Regions from separate parts of the Homo sapiens genome. Here region 2 is linked to region 1. A link is an interaction called in ENCODE POLR2A ChIA-PET data of the cell type or tissue named here. Cell type or tissue: PC-9. All regions are shown on one strand. Each heading gives the region's core, and the rest is flanking DNA. Links, peaks and the distances in the headings are about the cores only.

Evidence for each region. ChIA-PET counts read pairs that join two places held together with the same protein. Peaks named below come from ENCODE experiments on the same cell type or tissue, not always from the same donor. Only the 100,000 strongest peaks of a DNase experiment are listed, where the experiment ranks them.
Region 2: POLR2A ChIA-PET joins it to region 1 with 6 read pairs; 2 of 35 experiments call an interaction of 5 or more read pairs at or near these places.

The regions. Positions count from the first base shown.
Region 1 is chr15:60,195,488-60,206,924 of GRCh38, reverse strand. The region is part of intron 2 of LOC105370839 (a long non-coding RNA gene); the gene reads right to left. Among named protein-coding and RNA genes, the nearest start is that of ANXA2, 200 kb to the left of the region's middle. In PC-9, for the core only: no CTCF peak of the experiment used is centred there; no DNase peak of the experiment used is centred there.
Region 2 is chr15:60,110,395-60,121,831 of GRCh38, reverse strand. No RefSeq gene overlaps it. Among named protein-coding and RNA genes, the nearest start is that of FOXB1, 110 kb to the right of the region's middle. RefSeq lists enhancers at 1,014-1,703, 1,704-2,394, 3,085-3,775. In PC-9, for the core only: no CTCF peak of the experiment used is centred there; a DNase peak (open chromatin) is centred at 5,881; H3K27ac peaks cover 1,392 bases.

The DNA of each region.
Region 1 (11,437 bases), core at 4,641-7,140:
CTACTTCACAGTACAGCATGATTTTTTGGGGGTGTGTATGTATATTTATAAATGAGAACGATGAGGCTGTTGATCACAAGGATAGCGTATTTGAGAGTCTTTCTCTTTTAGACACATTGAATCAGACCATTTTCTGAGAGTTTAACAGTGGAAATATCTCTTTCCCAATATCATTCTTAGAGGTTAGAAATGTTCTCTTATTCTCCCTAATTTCTGCTTTTTAGAACAGTCATCGAGAACAAAACTCTTCTTGGAATTTGCACTTCATGTTTCTCAGTGGATGCCCAGTGTTTCACATGCTTTCCCACCTAAGATATTTGCCTCATGCCCTAGCTGATAACTTTTGGTTTATTACCTTATTTTGCTGCTTTTGTATAACACAGTGACTAAGAGCTTAGGCTCTGAAGTTTGACCATCTCAGTGTCGGTTTTTTGCTCCACAGCTTATTATAATAGTTCTGGAACACTGGACAGGTAAGTCACTTTTCTGTGTCTCTGTTTCTCAGTTGTGCAATGGGGACAGTGACAGTATGTCTTATGAGGGTGTCAAGATGAAATATATGATCAATGTCACATGCTTAGCATTATATTTAACATATAGTAAATAAATGCACAATATATGTTAGTCATTATGAGTTCAACATCATCCAATGCTATTTGAGCAGCAACTCTAGACTGAGGATGAATAGATAGTAAAACATTGACATTATCTCGGAATAATGCTGAGAGTCCAGTGACAGAAACAGACAAGCAATTGCAATGCAGTGTGATAAAATACTTTTGAAAGGGCACATTCCTTGATTCTTGTTTGGTTCTTAATACAATTCTGTGAGATATCAACACCATTTTCAAATGAGGAATCTGGGCCCCAGGGAATGGAAATGAAGAGCCTGTAGGACAGAGACAAATCTTTTTCTTAAGTCTCTTGCCTCTGAATCTCACCTCTTGCTTTGTACACTAGGCTGTCCTGCCTTATGACCATACATTCCTGTATTGTTGCTGGTAATTTTGCACAAACACTCTCACCTCTATTTGGCTCTTTAACTGCATCATAGTCTAGGTTGATTTCATTAGGGACCATGATGCTGTGGAAAGAGCATGGGGCAGAGGGTCAAGATTACTGTAGGTGTATTCCAGGTCTGCTATTATCTTGCATGAGTACTTCCCTTGTGTCCTCACCTCTCTGGACCTCAGTTCCTCCAGCTGTTTAATAAACACTTTGATGAACACAGTGGTTTTCAGAAAACGGGTTCTGTGGCAGTGCCTCAGCCCCCTCCATCAGAAGGGTCTGCTTTTATCTGTGTCAATATATTGGTTGTATATACAAAGATGGTATTTGGGGAAAAAAAGGGATTCTGCTGCCACAAACAGTTTGAAATGCTCTGGGCAAATGATATCTAAGATCTTAGTCTAAAATCCCATGGTTTTAGTTGCTAAAAACAATGAGAAACCTCAGAAAGAAGAAACTGTGTTTAATATATCCTCACCTTCCCTACCTCCTAAGAAATGCTAAAAAGCAAAGGATAAATGACTTTTCATAACTAAATAGGTAGTAATTGGGTTTCTGAAGATTTGGTCTCTTCTACATAAAAAATTAAGAGCCGTTTTAATCAATGTGGTGTGGAGTGGAATGATTATAGAATTCACAGATGCGGGTTCAAGTTCTGGCTCTGGCGTGTGCTGTGTGTGGCTTCCCCAAATCGTTTTACTGCCCTCAGCTTTGGTGTCCCTTGCTCAGCCTGCCTCCCAGGATTGTGAAGTAGAAATAACTGAACTGAAAGTGCTTGTTAACTCTGGCAGCTGCTAAAATGTTAACTCTCCTTTTATGGTTGCTTTTAACATAATGATAAAATTCTGATGGGTACTTGTAAGATTTTCAAATCTTCGACTTCTGGGTTTTAGACATTTTTCTCCAACATGCTGCCGTGGTAGGGATGTCTTGGAGTTTGTTCCAACAGATAGGTCTTTAGTTAACAAAGAGAAGAGGGGTGGGTGTGTGTGTGTGTGTGCGCGCGTGTGCGTGTGCGTGTACATGTGCAGGTGTTGTTATTGTTGTTGCTATCCAGGCTGACAAATGGGTTTAGATCCAGACTTCCCCCTGCATTATTAATGAAAAATTTCATATCACCTGAGGCTAGCCTAGTTCCTTTCACGAGTCTTTGGCGACTAACAATCTCGCTGCCATCTGAAAAGAAGTCTGCCAAGCAAAGAATCTCCTCCCTCCCGTTTCCCTTAAGAAACGCTTTAGCATGGCCAGCACACGACTGCTACAAATGAGGTTTGAATAAAACACGGTGATAAATAAGTCAGCGTCTCCCTACACAGATTGCCACTTGTTTAGGGATTAAAGTATCGATTTCTGAATGTTGCTGAGATTTAGACATGGGTTAATTAAACATTTACATATATGTGCCGAACAATATATTGCATGGTACAATAATGTGCACTTTAATCAGAAACCGTGGGTGTTTGTATTTGCTTTTTCCATGTTAATTGGCACCATGCTGGCTCAGGCTTAGGTATTTGGCTAGATGGAAGAAAATAGACATGGTGTTTTAAATATTTTAATTAGGACCAGCAGTTCTCAGCTCCCTCATTTCTCATTGGATTGTTTTTCATGCATGAATAAATTAGCTAGCATGGAAGTACTCTGTAGAAAGTGGTTGCCCTCTGGCCATAAAAAGAGTCCTGTTCATTAATACTTTAATGAAATTAGCTGTGAGCAAAATATTATTCCTTTTAACTGTGTTCTAATTTCTTAATTTTAATTAGGCACATAATTGTAGGGTGCTGAAATTATCTTCATGTTCAGCAACTAAAGTTCCATCATCAGGAGCCCATGGTTGAAACACCACACACTCTCAACACGTTCCAGCAGGAAATGTTCTGTCCAACTTTTTTTTTTTTTTCATTAGCTTCACCAAAGATCCCCTTCACCCCTCCGTTTGCCACCATGATGCGATATTTCAAAGCTCCTGCTCCTGAGTCAGGCCATTGTAATGAAGCTGTTGGACTTTGGATCCATTTAGGAGTGAAGCAGTGAGGTTTACGAAGAATCTGGTCTGCTGGGTTTCTTTTTTCCTTTCAGTTTTTGTGTCCTCAGGCCCCCATCTATGTATCTGCACATGTGGTTTTATTTTAGAATTCTCTGTAGGTGCCTCTGTCTACAATTGATAATGTTATTGATTGGTTCAGATGGGATCTGCGAACTCGGCGAGGGCAGGGGATTTTTCCCCTCTCCCATCCCGTTTGCGGTACATGGGTTCTACTTTATGCAAATATAGTTGTTGAATGCGTGATATTTAATGGAACTCTTGATTCCATAATGCTGCAAATTCCTGTTATAAGTTGTGGCATTTTAAGAGTCCACAGATAAATACCAAAACAGAATTTCTGAGTTTGATGGGAGAGTAATCTGAATTTGCTGAGTTTTGATTTTAGAAGAAATAGTGTGGAAGCTGAATTAAAATGTGAGTGAGAAACTGAAAGCCTATATACATTACTTCATATTATTCCTCAAAATTCAAACTGAGATCTTTCATGACATGTATTAGATATGTATCATTCAATAACTACTGAAAAACTAAAAATGGATTCAATAATTGTTTGTAGCATTCTTGACTGACCATTCCCCAACTCTTAACATTACATCATATACCTAGACTAATAGCTTTTGAGTGAATTGAGAAAGGCAACTGTCTAACTATTTAAATATTTTATAGGTATTAATTAATATAGGTAAACATTGTGTAGTTTATCAAATATACTTTTCATTTCCATCAGAAGTTACATATTTGATCTGATATATAAAATAGTAATAGCTGTCTCAGTCTTATTGGGATTATTAAATGAGATAAACATAGATAAGGCACATAGAACTGTACCTGACATATATTGAGCAATCAGTAAATGTCAGATAATATTGACATTAGTAATACTTGCATATAATATAGATTGCCATTTTGCAAACTATCTAACATTATACACTTTTATAATGTGTACAAATCTCTCTTACTATGATTTCACTTAATTTAACTGCATCTATTTTGTAAAAATAGAGGTCAGATATCCAGTTTTATAGAATGAGGCAAATCTCATCCCACCTAGTCACTTAACAAAACAATTCCATGAATGAGACCATATCTCAGATTTAGCTTGATGCTTATCCACACCAGATTTCAGGGATTGCAATTACGGAGTATGTAAAATGCACTGAACACAGTGGGGGGTGCCAGTGCCCATCACTCAGGCCCCGCTTTCCAGTCCTAAGGTAAACAGGATCCCAAAGTTGCTGCATGTTCTTCCCGCGTGTGTTTTCACCTTTTACCGTTTATAAGTTAAAAGGAAATAATATATTGTGATTTGGGCAGATTTCAGTTTTACACACAGAAACTTACAAAATTTTGGCAATATTTTAAGGTGAAAAATATGAGAAATAATAAGAAAAATAAATTACAAATTGTAAAAACTGACAAATATCACAAAAATTTGGAAAAATAATAGTATTTGTGTTAATTAACTATTTGACATACCCCTGTTAAATTTTTTCTCCAGGTTTTTGGCTGCATACTTTATGTGAAATGATTTAATATTTTCTGTATAGTTTTCTTAATTTTTTTTCTAAATAGATATTGTTTCCTGAATGTTTAGACAAATATCATTACCTAAGTAACAACAATATGAATACAAAGATAATTTTTTCCCTTTAGCATTGTTGATCGAACGTTCATATTCTTTTATTTTATTTTTGAAATGTGGTCTTACTATGTTGCCCAAGCTGACCTCAAACTCCTGAGCTCAAGCATTCCTCCTGCCTCAGCCTCCTGAGTAGCTGGGATTATAGGTGTACAATGCAGCATCAGGCTTTTTTGTCGTTGTTGTTCTTAATAGTAGAAATTTGTAAAGGATGAGTCTGTACACAGAAATACTCATTTGTTTTGTAGTGCTGCTACGAGTTTTTGCCCTACAAACATAGGAATAATGAGAAATTCTATTTTGGAAAGTTTTCCCCAAAACAAAATAAAAGCAGTGTGTTTATAATTGTATATGCTATATTATGAGTCCATTCCTAAAAAGAGAGCTTTGTTTTCAATTGGCATCAGTGAAAACCGAATCTCCCATTTGAAATTTTACATGTCTGATGACTGAGTTTTTCAAAGACCAGCTTCTGATTCCATCCATTTCAAATATGGCCTCTTTTGGATCATCTCCACACTTCCGGTTCTTGGTGCTGTAGAACACAATTATGTCTTGATCACGCCTTAGGGAACGCACCTTTGATAGGTAGCAGGAATATTTCTGGGGGCAATTCTTGCATTAGATGGGTTATAAAGCACATGGATGTGTCCCATAAAACCTAAACTAAATGTGTCCATAATTAACTTCTCCTCAATCAGATCCAAAAAGTGCCCCTGGTCACTCCAATGCTACATGATATGAAGGGACAGGAAATTGTTGAAGTTGGTGTGAGAAGCGACAATTGTCTTAACCAAGTGTGGCTAAAATATTTTACTTATAAAAATTACAAAACATACGGCCATGTGAACATGTTGCCAGAGCCCCTCCCAGGGGCTTGAAAGGGGCCTGAAGCTTATGTTTGATTAGATGAGAGCAATTCTGGCTCCAATAGGATGTTGACAAATTCTAGATACTGTACTTATGTTTCTGCAACTTTCTTTTATTTCCCAACATTGAGCTTTTCAGATTCATCATTATTGATACAGGTTAAGTCTAGTTTATTCATTTTAATATTATGCACTATTTCATTTAATGAAGATACCACATTTCATTTTCATTTTCCTCTTGATGGCCTTTAGGTCATTTCCAGTGTTTTACCACTACAAATAATTTACTGAGTAAATATCTTAGTACATGTCCCCTTTTGCACATATGTAAGAAGACGTCTAGAGAGGTCGCATATTATAAGAATTAAGAATATGAATTCTGGCGTCAGTTTGCTGGGTTTCCTTGTTAGCTGTGCCATTAACTAGTTATGTGACCTTAAATCACTTAACCTCTCTGTGCTGTGAGTACCTTGCTCATGGAATTGTTGTAAGGATTAAATGAGTTAATATATAAAACATTTAGAACAGGGCTTGGAACATAATAAACCTGTGTGAGGGTTTGTTTCCTTATTTACCAAGGAATGACATCTTTGGTTTATAAAACATGCACATATTAAACTTTATTAGATGTTGACAAATTACTCTCCAGAATTGTACATCTTTATGCTTCTCCTCACAATGAATGAGAGTTCCTGTCATCTTGTGTCATTCTCTACATTTGTATTGTCAGGCTTTTAGAGTTTTTGACATTCTGATGGTATGAAATGATATCTCATTGTTGTTTTAATTTGCATTTCCCTCATTTTTACTGAAGTTGAACATCTTTTCCTATGTTTTTGGCTGTTTGAGGTTTCTCTTTTGTGAATTACTTGTTCATAGACTTGGCTTATTTTTCTTTTACATTGTTTGTCTTTTTCTTGTTGATTTGTAGAAGTTCTTTATATATTCTGGGTATTTCTTAATCGGTTCTATGCATTGCAAGATTTTTCTTCTGGTTTGCGGTTTTCCCTTTAAATTTTGTTTGTGATTTTTTGTTAAAAGATTTAAGTTTAATGTACTAGAATTTATTAATCTCTTCCAATATAATTAGTTATTTTGTGTCTTTGAAAATTCTTTCTATACCATTAGGTCCTAAAAATATTCTGTCTTATGTGTTTTTACTAAATGTTTTAAAATTTTATTTTTTCACATTTAGTCTTTAATGTTCTTAAAATTAATTTTATATACACTATTAAATTACGGTATAAATAAATACTACTTTTTCCATGTAGACAGCTGGTTGTCCTCATACTATTTGATGACTTCCTTTCCCTCATTGCCTGGTTATGCCTCCAAGCTCCCATGTACTTGGATGGGGAGGTGGAGGGTGTACTCAATTTCTGGCTAGCTATTCTGTTTTGCTGATCTCTTTATTCCTGAGCCATAGCATGCTTTTTAATTCCTGTGGATTTATAAGTCTTTGAAGTCTTAACTTATATTAAGTCTTTAAAGCCTTAATTTATAATAAAAGTCTTTCAAGCTGGTAATCTGAGTTCCGCTTGTCCTTATTCTTTAAAACTGTTTCAGCTATTTCATAGTCTTTTACTTCCATATGGATTTTAGAGACAGCTTGTCAAATTACACACCCACCCATGTCCCTATTGGGAGCTTTGACATTTTACTGTATTTAGAGATAAACTTGAGTGATAAGTGACATATTTATGATATTGACTTTTCCCTCCATAATCATTATACATCATATATACAAATCATTACACAGCTTTTTACTCATTTAGGTTTTATTTTCTGTCTTTTAACAGTTCTACACTTCTATCCACAAAATTCTTACACATAGTTTTTTTTTTTTGTATTTTCCATCTTTGTTTGTTAATCTGTACTTTAGATGGGGTATATATTTTTAAAGACAAGTTTCTAGTTCTAATATTCTCTTTAGCTATGTCTAATCTGCTCTTAATTCATTGAATTTTTAATTTCAGTTATTATGTTTTTGGTTTTGCAATTTCTGTTTGATATGTTATTTTAAAAATTAGCTTTCTAGTTATCTCCTGAAATGCCCTATCATACCATCTAATTTCTTAAACATATTAGTCCCTTTAAAGGAACATGTTCTCTCTCTCTCTCTCTCTCTCTCTCTGTGTGTGTGTGTGTGTGTGTGTGTGTGTGTAGAAAAGGAGTGTATGAACTATACAGATATTCCTGAAAGTAGGAATTCTATTAACTCGTCATTAGAGAGCAACAGGCATTTCAGGGTAATCAGAAAGAAGATGAAGTTTAAAGAGGAGAACCCATTGGACTTATGTATTAAAATCTAAGTAAACATTCAAAATGTTAATCAAAGTATATCGTCTTTTTAAAGTTAGGATATTTTACTCAGGGTTTATGAGGTACCTACTAAACTGGACAATTCATGAGGATGGGTTTATGTCTCTTTTTTGAGGTCACCAGCGCCTGGAATAGTGTCTGGCATATGTTTCATGCTCAATAAAAGTTTTAAAATTGAACTGAATTAATATTCCAATAAAGTTACCTTTTTGAAACACATCCTGACTAATTAGGGATAGACATCTGGAAGGGGATTTTGTGGTAAGTCTAGAATGTAAAGATTTTTACATATAAACAAATGTGCTGCTGAATTAATTTTAAAAACTGTATTCATCTCAATAGAAAACATTCAAAGTATTGAGCCTATTTATTTGATACATAAAGGCAGGATGGAAGGGAGGATGAGAGGAAGAGAAGGAGGAAGAATTCAGGTGGGAAAGTCCTGCAGTGAACAGTTTGTCCCTCCTGGTCAATATAGTTCAGACTTGTTTAAACGCTTAAATATTCTCTTCTGGTTTGGGGTTGGGGTATGATATAGCTGCCACAAATTTCTATGGGTTTCAGTACAAAATGGCCACATAGGTGTGACCCAGATGAAACCATGTAGACTATGCTATTAGGTATTTGCATTTCAGGACAGTCCCAACTGATTATCAGAGGAGAGAGCTGGGCAAGGTTGAACATCTGATTAAAGTGCACATTGCTCACAGTTTTCTACTGCATGAGTTCCAAGTGGTGCCTACTCTAGGTGTTACTGCTACAGCTTTCCTAAGACAGCTAGTACAGATGGCTGTAGTTCTTGATTATTCCTCCCTTTTGGGAACTGGATTCAGGTTGGTTTGCAATTAAAAACAAAACAAAACAAAACTAGTCTTGATAAAACTTGGGAGCAAATTTCTGCCTTTTCATAGATTGGCCCTAGAAGCAAGAAAGCTAAGAGATTTGTCATTTCCACTGGCCAATCTAGTTTTGCTATATAAACAACTTAAAATATAATGTGCTGTATGGTCTGGGACTATGTGACATGACCATAGGGAGTGTTTACTTTTTACCTGTGGTCAGTCTTCCATCAACCTGAATACTCTTAGGACTCAAGATGGAAAGACTGGAATCACATAACCTCTAAGTCATCATTCATCACTTGGCCAAGCAATTGTTTCTGATTGAGCAAGCAGGAGTATTATTTATTGACAGAAGTAGTTGGGAAGAAACAATTTTGATAATGTCAAAAAACCAGCCTAGGATTTAAATCATCTAGGGCTCAAAATGTAGAGAAAATTTTGGTCTATCCATCGCTCTATTTATTATTTTCTCTTGATATCAATTTCTCTCATTCCAAAATGAACCTAAGAGACTTATACAAATGCATACACACAAACACATACACACATTCGTTTCTATGGAAAAACTGGAAGATGATATATATAGGTATATAGATAAGCATAGAAATAAGATGGGAAGACTATACACCAAGATGTTAACTAATGCAATCTCCCCAGGGTGGGATTCTAGATTATTCTTATTTTCTTCTTGTTTCTGCAATGAATGTGTATCATATTTTAAACAAGAGAATAAGTTACTATATAATGAATAATTTTTAAAAATAATTTCTTATAGAATCTTATAAAATGAGAAATAGCAATGTGTTCAAAGTTACATATATCCACTCAATAAAACAAAAAAAATTTTAAAAGAGAAAATAAGAATAGGAAAGGTAAACCGAGAAGAAGGCTGAGTTTAGCCATAAAGAGGCAGGCTGAGAAGTGTGGTAACTTGGTGAAGGTGGGGCCTCAAATGTGTTGTTGATGGTGGGGTACAGTGACTCACGCCTGCAATCCCAGCACTTTGGTAGGCTGAGGTGGCCAGATCACTTAAGGCCAGGAGTTCGAGACCAGCCTGGTCAATATGGTGAAACCCCATCGCTACTAAAAGTACAAAAAAAGTAGCCAGGCATGCTGATGCCTGCCTGTAATCCCAGCTACTTAGGAACCTGGGGCATGAGAGTTGATTGAACTCCGAAGATGGAGGTTGAAGTGAGCCAAGATTGTGCCACTGCCCTCCAGCCTCAAGTGATCCACATACATGTCCCCACGTACACTATGGCTTCCCTCCAACTCCTCCTCCATATGATAGCCAATGATCTTAAAAATTACACATCAAATCGTGTTGCCACTGGGCTTCCTGCTGCTGTCCTTACCTCCTTTAATACATGTCAACGTGGCAGTCAGAGTGATCTGAAGACTCAGTTGGATTATGAATGTCACTAGTGACATCCTTTCAATGACTTCAAGTTTCTCTTTAGACAAAGACCCCAATCTTTACAGTGGCCTAAAAGGCCCTTGGTGACTGGGCCCTGGCCTACCTCTCAGCTGAGTTTCTGCCACCTTCCCTTTATGCAGCAGGTGTGCCGCCCTGTGTGCTGTCTTACTTCCAGTCCTTTGTGCTTGCCACTCCCTGTGCCAGGAGGGTTCCCTCCTTCCTTCCCTTTATTCCTATTCATTTCTCTTTTATTAATAGTTCAGCTCAAGGGTGGCAAGGAGAGGATCAGGAAAAATAACTAATGGGTACTAGGCTTAATGCCTGGGTGATGAAATAATCTGTACAACAAACCTCCAAGACACACATTTACCTGTGTAACAAACCTGCACATATACCCTGAACTTAAAATACTAAAAGTTTAAATAAACAAATTTTTAAACCTTGCCCATCTTTGAAAGTCTTCCTAAATAAATATGCAAAATTAGCTTGGAGAAAAAAAAAATAATCAGCTTCAAAATCCAGACAAAGCGTGCTCCCTCTTTTATAATTATGAACAGGAGCCTATACTTTTCCTTCCACGAACTCACCACAATGAATAGTTGATGTTCATTTGTGTAATTGTTTCATGCATGGTGCTTCCCATCCCAAGACAGGCTTCATGAAGAAGGGAAATCTTGTTCACCATCATATCCCTTGTGGCCACAATTCCTAAGTACATGATAGGAGCTCAGTAAATGCTTGTTGAGTAAATAAATGAATGTCTTAAAGATTTCATTGGAAGATTCTTTATTTATGCCTCTCTCCCTTCTACCTTGAATCACTAGTTTGAAAGTAAGTTCAAGAAGGAAATTACAAGCCTGCTCATCTCTGGATCTGGAGGTCTGGAGCATCTGTCTGAACAAAGAATGGGGATTGTGGTTGCTGAGCAACAAAATAAAAAAGTCCCAGAAGAACACAGCTAGCAACATCCCCAGGTCAAATTCTTGGATTTTGGATTCAACACTGTTTTCTGTTTATAGCTTTAGCTGCTTTTGGAATGGGGACAATTTGCCTCTGCTGTGTCCTCTTCTTGGCACAATTATTTCAACCTTTAGAGTATTGCTAGTCATTGCTAGTCTGTTTTGAAGGGAGAGAGGCATGAACTCTAAAATTACATCAGTTATACCCGGAGTTCTTAAAGGAAAAGAAACATGGAATCATTGGATGAAATCGTGTAATGGTGAATAAAGAAGGTTGAAAAATGTATGTAAGAACATTTATCAGTTAAAAAAACCAGTGCTCTTCAGAGTACTT
Region 2 (11,437 bases), core at 4,340-6,839, 85 kb after region 1:
GAATGTTGTGATCCTCCCTCGGTCCTTATTAGCTGTGTGGCCAAGGCAAGGCAGCTGGCTATCTTCAGTGGGCAAAACACCAACTCCTTATCCACACAATGGGCCTGAGGCCTGCCCTGCAGAGGCTTGTGGTGATGGCCAGTGGTGACCATTACTTTAATGTGGAAGCATTAAAGTAATTGGAAGATTCACTATTATTGGATAATAATTGGTAGGAGTATATTGGCTAGTTGTCCTGTAGAATGTATGACAATTATGGAATTGTCTGATGTTTGCCCTGCGCAGTTTCATTTATCTTGTTTTTCTACCCCTTGTATGTTCTGAAATCTGGAAGTGAGAGCAAAGGCTTGATTAAATTCTGGTGAAATATTTTTGACAATATTTTGGGTACCTAATTACCTTTCAACTTAAAATGATAAGAATAGGTAATACTTATTCAGTGCTTAATTTATTCAGGGATTTTTACACACTCAACGTGCTGCAATCCATAATGCTTTCAACTATCTCTTTTAGGTAGGTGCTAGTGGTGTTATTCCCATTTTACAGAAGCAGCTGAGCTGCAGAAAAGATAAGTAACTTGCTCAAAATTGCACAGCTAATAAACGACAGACATGGGATTTGAAACTGAGTTATCTCCAAGACTGTGGTCCTTAACCATTCTGCCATGAATGAATACTTCCTGGAGAAATCTGTAATAGATGTCTACATCATTTGATTTCCATAGCACACATTTGAGTTTTTAATTTGGACTTCTAGAGAGCAGAAAAACATTGGAGGTGATGTTTTAGGCAACAAGATGACTACAACAAATGTTTCCATCCAAGAAAGAGGCTATTCATGTCTGTGTGTGTAGTGTATGTATGAGAGTGTGTGTATGTGTGTGTGTGTGTGTGTGTGTGTGTGTGTGTGTGTGTGTGCGCTATAGTCACCATCTCTAGTGAGGAGTACCTGGAGAGATGGGACTACCTGCCTAGAAAAGCAGAGCTGTTGCTTTCTGTCATATGCTGTGACTTGGAAGACCCAAATGTGGCCTACCCATCATAGGGGAGAACTCTCACTTGGGGCAGTATAGCCCAGTGTTACACACACACGTTCTCTACTGAAGGCATGGAGCTGAATGGGGCTCTGCAGATTGACTTGCATTTTATGTTAAGAGAATTTTTCTAGGGTAGTATTAAGTGTGTGAACTTGAGAGCAAGGCTGCCTGTATTTGTAAGTGACACACACAGAGCTTGGTGCATGGCAATCACTCAATAAAGGCCAGCTATTGTTATTGGGATGAATGGCTTTCTTAGCTCAAAAGTGGGTTATGAAGAGAATCTTTGGGCTCTTCTCTGGAGATTAATAAAACCAAGAAACACTGGGCCAGAGTTCTCAATGAGGGTTCTAATACCACCTGCTGGGTGCAACCTAGTCTAGTGGGATGCGGGGTATTCATAACAATGACTAGAAATTCCCCTCCCTCAGCTCCCCCACACGTGTTACACCTGTGTCTTGGGACAAGCTGGTGTTAATCCCCACTCTCCCTGCCAAACAACAAGTGTCTTTGAAGTACCACTTCCTGTGGATCCTTCCTGCTGTGCAGCTCAGTGTCTTGAAAAGAGCTTTGAAGTCCCACTGACCCAGCTTGAATCCCAATCTCCCCACAGAGGAGCTGTGTTACTTTGGGCAAATTACCCAGTTTTTCTGAGCTTCAACTTCCCATCTGTAAAAAAAAGAGACAATACCTATCTCACGGGTCATTGTGAGCTCTTAGAACCAATAATATATGAAACACAGTGCTTAGACCACTGGAGGCCCCCTCCTGTGGCCACCCTGCCAAGACCACTGAGAGCATCTGGGAGGTATCTGGGGGCAAGGAAGTCATCTTTAGTGCGGTCTTTATCAGGTGGAATTGGGACCTCAAAACAGTGAATTTTAAAATCTACTTTCTTCAATCTGCTAAATGCCACCCACCCCCCGCCAACCCCAAATAGAAATAAGCAAAATAATGGGAGCATTGTGAATTACTGAACTAGATGATTCCAGTAAAGGCATAATTTATTCTTAGAGTAAAATGTTTATCCTTTTAATCCTAAAACATGTAAGATTGATCTTTTCAAAAAACAATCCATCTAGAGTAGTCAAATTTATAGAGACTTAAAGTAGAATGGTGGTTGCCAGGGGCTGATGGGAGAGGGGAATAGGCAGTAATGGCTTAATGGTTATGGAGTTTTAGTTTTGCAAAATGAAAAGAGATGTATGGATGCACAGTGGTGATGGCAGCACAGCTGTGTGAATGCACTTAATGCCATTGAACTATACACTTAAAGCTGTTTAAAATGCTAGGTTTTAGGTTGTGTGTATTTTACTGCAATTAAAACAAAAACAAAAACAAAAAACCTTAAATGTTCAAAACGTGAATGCATGCAATCTTAGTTTCCTCAAGCCTCTGAGTCCTGACAAGGAGGCTAGAATGAAGGCACATCTGGCACCGTGTTCTAGATTCTAAAAGCGAGACTCCTTTTCAGAGGCAGCATCCCTGTGTGTGGTCCTCAGCCGCCCACTGTGGTCAGTGATGGGGCATTCCCAGGATCTGGACACTCTTGTTTCATTTCTAAACCTGAGCCCCCTGAAAGGAAGGAACCTGTTTGTTGAGGACTCTGTTAAAATCAGGTTGGGGAGAGTTTTCTGGGAAATAGCTTCATAAATTGTGTGTAGATACAAAACTAACAGGCACATGAAAGATTTGTATTTTGAAAACAAAACCCCAGTGGGATTCTCTCAGCAGAAAATGAAAAGGTCTTCTTAACATTCAGTTGAACTATTAGAGCCATTTTTGCTGTTGCAAGCACTAATGCAGGTATGGCCACTGCCACAGCCCCAGATTGCAGCACAGCAAATTAGCAAGGTTTTAACTTGGCTGCAAATATCAAGCTGGCTGCTTGTCATTATGCAAAAAGGAATGGGGCTGGGAGGGGGACCGGCACGTAGCGGCAAAGCACATTATAATTGTTTAAGCAGGCCCCACAAGTCATGCATTTCAATTATTTGTTCAAAGCAGCCTGCAATTAGGAGTTGCAAACAAGGCTTTTGAATGCAAAGTCAGACAATTAAAATGTTTCATGAGTGCATTAGAGAAAGAAGTTCTGAATTAGCACTTTGAATACACAAGACCTCTTTTTCTAATCTCTAGTCCCTTTCACTCTGTGAAAAAAAGAGAGAGTGAGAGAAAGACATTTTGGGCTGTGGTGGAGGTGATTTGGGTGTTTACTTATTTATATCAAATGCCTGACTAATCCAGGGAAGATTGAACCATCCTAATCGGCCCCTCGTACGTTTCAATGTCTCTTGTTACTTGCCAGATAGTCCTTGTCGAAGCATAATGGCCCAGGTGCCAAACCCATCACCCAAGGGGGTCGTAAATCCCTTTAAGCATCTCTCCTCCTCCTTCCCTCACCACTCCCCATTCTTTCCTTTGAAGAAGCGGGTCTATTTGAACCAGTGATTTGTGACTTTCCAGTATTTAGGGCACAACCCCGAGCTGGTTGCACTAACACACAGGCTGGGGGAAATGAGTACACTGGCCAGTGTTGGGATCAGGGAGGAGAGATTCTGTGTGTTCTGGGGTGCCGATGAGCAGAAGCTGGCTGCTCTGGGTAAGCATGAAAAAGACACTAACCTGCCTTTTTCTTTGAAGGAAGATCTGCTGTTAAACTCCTTTCCCTCCCCCACCTACCTCCCCACCCACACATTCCCTTCCCCAGTCCACAAATGCCGTACTGACATTAAATTTTATTTTATGATGTATTTTAAGAACGCTTTAAAATTCTGATCAGAGGAGACACTTTGAGGAGAGGCGGGTGTATCAAACATAGGGGGAAATGTAAACACTCCTCCTTCAACCTTTTTTCCCTGTTAAATTGTGAGGCTTCCTAAAAAGCATTATTTGTACGAGGCATCAACCATTATTACAAACTAAGTGACTGCAACCCAAAGCACTTTACGTTATTATTCAGTGTGTGAGATTAACCAGGACAATCCTGACAATTTAAGGTGAAAATTGCTAACGTATCAGTTAATGTGTGCCTGTGTGCATGCATGCCTAATTTGAGAGCCTGGTGGCTAGCAGCCTTAATTTATCATTTCCTGACTGTAGCTAATTTATGAAAGATGATTTAAGTAATCCTATTTATCCTTTTATAAAGAAAACACATTTTAAAAATTATCTGGTTCAGGTAGGGAAAAGTTCTTTGAAAAAAACCCCTCTAATATGGAAAATAAATATTCAAAATATGGATATTGTGAATAGTATGCAATTCTTTTCTAATTACTTTGCCTCCAAGCAATCGTTCAGGGTTCAGAACACTGTTAAAATACCAAGTATCTGATAGGATTGATGAGACTTTATGTGATCAATACATTTTATCAGTTGAAAATTTTAATGTTTTTCTGTGGGAAACATTTCTATAGGCCTACCTAAAAATAAGTTGTTTTTCCAATTAGCCCATGCATAACTAAGGATGCTGTCATGAGAAGCATTAAAATCATATCATTTTAATGCTTGAGATATGTAAGTACAACAAAATATTTGTTTTAGTTGGCACAGTTTTTAATATCTTGCTTTTTTTTTTTTTTTACAACTCTGACATTTTAAATCTTTTGAAAGACCCGAAGTGATAAACTGAATCATTCTAGATTGATTAGGTTTTTGTAACCTACTACATTAGTTTTGCTGATCTGTGTTTGAAGGTAGTAAGTGCCATATAAAAAAAGACTTTATTTAAAAATCAAAATAGCTGTACATTCTTTACCATAGGCTTGTCCAAGGTAATTTACAATAGAAAGGGGAGGGGAAGGAAGTCAGCTGTGAGGGAAGCTCTGCGTAAAATCCCACTTAGGTGCAACCTGAGTCTCCTCCCCAGAACAACCTTTAAAAACATCTGTCCTGAATGGGGAGCTTTAATCTGCAGGAGAGACTCAATAAAATAAATGATAGCCAAGCCTCAGTCATACCAGTGGAAACTGACAAATAATAAATTGTATTTGATTTGGTGATTTCTGGATTGCTTCACAACTTTTGGGTCTGCTTATTTATTTACTCATTAGTTTTATGAGTGTTAGTTCTACAGCTGGCTTCTTTTTCTCTAAAGAGGTAATTTAATCAGAGGGTGTGCCTACAAGTTGTACTAACATAACAGGTGTTAAACCCTAAACAGCCTGAAAACTAGCTCTGAGACCTTCTTAAGTTGACTCGGAGAGGGAAAAAGAAACAAGAAAAAGAAAAATACCCCGAAAACATTTCTCTCCCAGGCTGCTGTCACAAGTAGGTATTCCTCCCAAGGGTGACTAAAAGCAGTTGCTCCTGCAGTAAGAAAGAGAGAGGGAAAAGACTGTCCAAGCTCTGCTCTTCTAGAACTTGGAGACTTAGGGTCTCCAATGTCTGACAGGTAACCTAGAAGATGCAGCCAACCTTTTCAGGAGGCAGCCAAGGAGAATCGAAGCTGCTTATCCCCATGTTACTCCCCTTCTCATTGCACATTTTATTCCAATCCATTTCACAATCAAGAGGTAGTGGGAATCTTGCCACTGAAATGCCACCATTTCTGGGACCCAGGGCTGGAAGCCAACCAGCCCTTTGGATATCTCAGTAGGAGGCAGAGAGAAGTTTCTGCTGAAGGACACCAGTACAAACGCCTTTTATGCGAGGGGACATGGAAATACTTCAAATTATCTACCTTCAAAAGCTGAGTGTTTGAGTCGCTACCCAAGAACGGATTCCTGAGTCTGTGAAATGGAAAAACAAAGGTGTTCAGGGCTGGGTAACAGGACGGAGGCTTTTCCCAGCTGTAGAATTCAAGGATGATGAAAGGGAGATGCAATAGAATGTAAAACAAATTGTTCACTGGAGAGTGGAAAATACAGATTTGAAAGTTAAGTGTCTGGAACAAGAGAGATATGAGTCACTGGAATTTACAAGTTACTATAGGAAACAAAGATAAAGAGATCATGAGAGAAGTAGTAACGCCAGTAGCAAAATGGCATTTCGTTAACTGCAAAACTAGATGATGGCAGAAACCGTTCATCAACTGGGGAAAGAGATAGTAATTATCTGCTGTTGAAGACAACAGCAGATAATAGCATTGACATAGGGACCTACAGGAACAAAATTGGGTGTTTGGCAATTATGTCAAATGGGAGCACAGATTTTTCTTCCCCTTCAACATGGTAAATCAGAGAAAATTAGGTCTGGAGGGCACTCAGTTTCCAGTAGGGAAGAGAGGAAAGCTTGGTTTTCCAAGGGGCGATGGTATTCCACCTAGAGGGAAACTGGTTTTCTCTGTGCCAAATAGCAGGGCTTCTTATGTGAAGGTCAAAAACACATTTGGCATTTTGAATTTGTGTGTGTGGATGCAAAATATGTGTGAGGAAAAGTGCATAAATACCCCAACAGCTGCCACCATCAGGCCAAGAAATAGGAGACTGCCAGCCCCCCGGTGTATCCTTCCCAACCACAAATCCGGCGTCCCCCAGAGGTACTATCCCAACTTTAATTCTAACAATTCCCTTGCTTTTCCCTATTCTTTTGTGATCTCTGTATACTTCTCTAAACAATATAGCTTAGTTTTGTCTGTTTTTGAGTTGTATATGTTTATGTACATGTAGATAGAAATGTAGCCACAGTCTTCTTTCAGGTCTAGCTTCTTCTCAACATTATTTTTGTTACTTTCATCCTTGTTGGGTGTAGGTGTAGTTTGTTCACTTCCATTGCCAAATCACATCCCATTGTACGCATGTATCACAACGTATCCATTCTTTTGTTTCTCGGCATTTTGGCTCGTGCCAGAGATTAATAGTGAATCACCATCCCTGTGTTCTGCCGGGCACCTCTTGTTCCTGGGCACATCTGGATGGCTTTGTCAGCCTTCTTTCAGTGAGGTATGACCATGGGGTCTGGTCTGCCCACACACACCTCCCACCTATGATTTTCCATTATCTTCCCCACCCCCCTCCCCCACGTGTGGACTAGAGGTGACCTCTGGGTGTCCTTGGAAACCATGTGTAGAAGACTGGAAAGCCACAAGATAGAAAAAACCTCGGTTCCTGAATCACCGGTAGGATGAGAGCTGCCCAGAAGAACACCCTGATTGGGAGCATCCACATTGGCCTAACATGGGAGTAGGAAATAAACGATTTTATCGTGTCAAATGAATCAGCCAGCTTCACCTTAACTAATATGGAGTTGTTCCACTGTAGGCTATTAAGAACGATGCTGCTATGAAGTCTTGAAAATGTATCTTGCTGCACATAAGTCCATGATTCTAAAGGGTGTAAACTCAGGAGTGGAGCTGCTGGATCAAAGACTCTGCATATCTCCAACTTTATGAGATGATGGTGGTCTGCTTCCAAAATGTACTGCTTCCAGTTTATACTTTCACCAGCAGGGATAAGAGTTCTATGCTCATCAATCCTTGGTATTGTTCTTATTGTTTACTTGTGCCAGTAGGAAGGGAGTGGTTTGTCACAGTGGCATACAATTTGCATTTCCTCGACAACTGAGATTGCTTACACTTTCATGTGTTTATTAATCATTTGGATTTCCCCTTATATGAGGCCCCTGCCCAAGTCTTTTGCCAAGTCTTTTCTTGAGTTATCTTTCTCCTGGTGTGTAAGATTTTAAAAAATACATTCTGAACACTAGGCCCTCATGAATTATATGTGTTGGCTATTGGCTTCACCCATTCTATGGCAAAAATTTCTTTTTGCTTTTCAAATGCTATCTTTGGTAAATATAGTTTAGATGTAAAATTTATCAATTTTTAATTTAAGATTAGTATTTTTTTACTGTCTTAAGAAATCCTTCTCATAAATATTTTCCTATATTCTAAAATCTTTATAGCTCTGTTTTTTACATTTAGTTTTAAAATCCATCCACAATTATTATTTGCATATTATATGAGATAGGGGTTTAATTTCAGTTTCTCCCAAGTGATTCCCAATTTTTCCAGCATCATTAATTGAAAAATGTGTCCTTTTCCCACTACTCTGCTTTGCTACCTTTGTCAAATATCACGTGTTCATATATATATATATAATATAATATATATATTATATATATATTATATATATATATATATATATGAGTCTGTTTTAGGGCTTTCTGTTTTGTCCTAGTGGTCTATTTGTTTATCTCTGCACCAATTCCACAATATCTTGATTGTCATAGCTTTATAATGTCTTAGAATCTGATATAGCAAGACCTCCCAAGATTTCTTTTTCAAAAGTGTCTCAGGTTTTGTAAGCTTTTCGCATTTCCACATGAATTTTATGATCATCTTGAATTATTCCAAAACAAACTATTGAGATTTGAACTGTGATTTCATTAAATCTATAAGTAAATTTGGGGGAAATTTATTGAATTGGCATATTCCTCCAAACATGTAAATCTTTATTAATATCTCTCAGTTGATTTTTATACATTGATTTTGGATCTAGAAACACCCTAAATTCATGTTAATTCTAACAATTTATCTGTAGATTTTTAAAAATTTCTGTTTATACAACCATGTTATACATGAATAATGACAGATTCATTTCTTCCTTTTCACTTCTTATAACTTTTATTTATTTTTTGGTGCTGTATCGTCTAAGACCTCCAGTACAAAGTTGAATGAAAATAGTCCTGGTAAGCGTCCTCATCTAGTTCTTAATCTTAAAAGGAATGCTTTTAATATTTTACCATTAAGTATGTTATTTGCTGTAGGATTTTAATATATATTCCTTTACAGATTAAGGAATTTCACTTCTAATTCTGGTTTACTAAAAATTTAATTATTAAATGTTAAGCTTATATACTGGTATAATCCCCATTTGATCATAATATATTATTATCCTCTTCAATTATTATTGGAGTTTGCTCTCAGATGGTTTTTTAAGGATTTTTTGCATTGATATCATGTGTGAAATTGGCGTATGACTTACCTTTCTTATCTATGGTCCTTGTGAAGTTTTAGAATCTATACTAGTTTCTTATGAGCTGGGGATGTCCTCTCTTTTCCTATTCTCTGGAGGTTTGGGTAAAAAATAAAAATAACTGTATCTTATGTTTATTAGAACTTGCTGTAGAAGCCATCAGATACTAGTGTTTTCTTCATTGGATGATTTTTTTTTTTTTTTTTTTTTTGGTGGAGCCTCGCTCTGTCACCCAGGCTGGAGTGCAGTGGGGCACTCTCTGCTCACTGCAACCTCCGCCTCCTGGGTTCAGGCAATTCTTCTGCCTCAGCCTCCCAATACTGGATGATTTTTTAAACTATTAATTCAATTTGTAATTTTATGAGCATTCAAGTTTTCTATTTCTTTTTGAGTCCAACTTTTCCAAGAATGTCTCCATTTAATGTAAATCATTAAAATATATAGACAGAAAGGAGTTTATAATATCCTCATTCTCTGTTAATCTTTTTTTTTTTTTTTTTTAAAGTCTCACTCTTTCTCCCAGGCTGGACTGTAGTAGTGCAATCTTGGCTCACTGCAACCTCTGCCTCCTGGGTTCAAGCGATTCTCCTGCCTCAGCCTCTTGAATAGCTGGGCTTACAGGTGCCCGCCACCATGCCTGGCTAATTTTTGTACTTTTAGTAGAGATGAGGTTTTGCCATTTTGGCCAGGTTGGTCTCGAACTCCTGACCTCAAGCGATCCACCCACCTCAGCCTCCCAAAGTGCTGGGATTACAGGCGTAAGCCACTGCACCCTGCCATATGTCTCTTTTTTTCATTCCTCATATTACTTATTTGTGTCTTTCTTTTTCTTGATCAGTCTCAGCTGTGGCTTGTCAACCTTTTTTTTTTTTTTTTTTTTTTTTTTTTTTGTGACACGAAGTTTTGCTCTTGTTGCCCAGGCTGAAGTGCAATGGCATGATCTGAGCTCACTGTAACCTCCACCTCCCGGGTTCAAGCGATTCTCCTGCCTCAGCCTCCTGAGTAGCTGGGACTACAGGCGCCTGCCAACATGCCTGGCAATTTTTGTATATTTAGTAGAGATGGGGTTTCACCATGTTGACCAGGCTGGTCTTGAACTTCTGACCTCAGGTGATCCACCCGCCTTGGCCTCCCAAAGTGCTGGGATTACAGGCATGAGGCACCGCTCCTGGCCCTGTCAATTTTTTTAACCTTTTCAAACAAACAACTCTTGTTTTTTGCTAATCTTCTAGATTGTATATGTCTTTTCTATTTCATAAATTGTCACTTATCTTTATTAATTCCTTCCTGTTGCTTTCTTTGAATTTGATTTGCTATTCTTTTACATTTTTTAGGGCTATTAGAAGGAAATAATAGTGGCATCATCTGTTCTCTTGTGGGTTGAGAGGAGATGAAGTCCTGCCCAGCATGAACTCTCATTAGAAGTTGTACTAATGGAAGAATCATAAGTGCCAGCATTGGATAATTCAGATGACATTTATTTTTAGTCTTAGAACAGAATACAGTTTTCCCACTACAGTTTAGGAGTCTGGTTGTTGATAACTGCTAATGTAAGAAAATTTTGAAATTAAGAATTAAGAAACTTGGGACTTAAGGGGGAAAATATGACTAGAGAGCCAAGAGAGAAAACACCTCTATAAAATCCCACTAAATAGTCACGTATTCACTAAACTAAAACAACGGATATGACATCTTCAACAATGGCAATCTCAATGACATCTTACATTTTTCAACTAGTAATAGCGAAATTGTATGATGGGTTTCCAGTGATCATTTCTTGTTCTGTAGAAACCTTTTCAGTTTCAGTAGAAGACTTGTAAATTCATTGTGTGTGTGCGTGTGTGTGTGTATTCAGAGGTATGCATACTAAACAGTCTTTTTGCTTGAGTCTCATACTTCTCTTAATGCCCTAAGCTTTTCGAATTTAATGTTCAGGAATTATTGAGTTCACCTTTCAACAATTGTTCTTATATTTATCACTCCAGAGATATTATTGGAATACATTTGTAAGCCCTTCCTGCCTGCCTGCCCACCTTTTCTCCCTTTCTTCTTTCCTCTCTTTCTTCCTTCTTTCCTCCCACAAAGACCTATTCAATGCTTACTATTCAATGCCTGCTGCTTACTCTTCCGGCATTGTTCAAGGAATACAGCAATGAACAAAACAGAAAAAAATTCCAGCTCTTAGGTGGCTTATAAATCTGGTGGGAGTACACAAACAGTAACCAAGATAAATAAATAAAATATAAATGTCAGATGGTAGTAAGTGCTATGGAGAAACATAAATCAGGTAAAGGGGGCAGAGAGTGCCAGGGAGTGGAAAATGGAATTTAGGGAAGTTTGCAATTTAGATAGTGTAACCAAGGAAGATCTCACTGGGAAGGTGACATTTGAATAAAGACTTGAAGGAGAATGAGGAAGCAGCCATGAGGCTCTGGGGAGGCCAAGGTGAAGAACATTGCAGGCAAAGAGAACAACAAGTACCAAT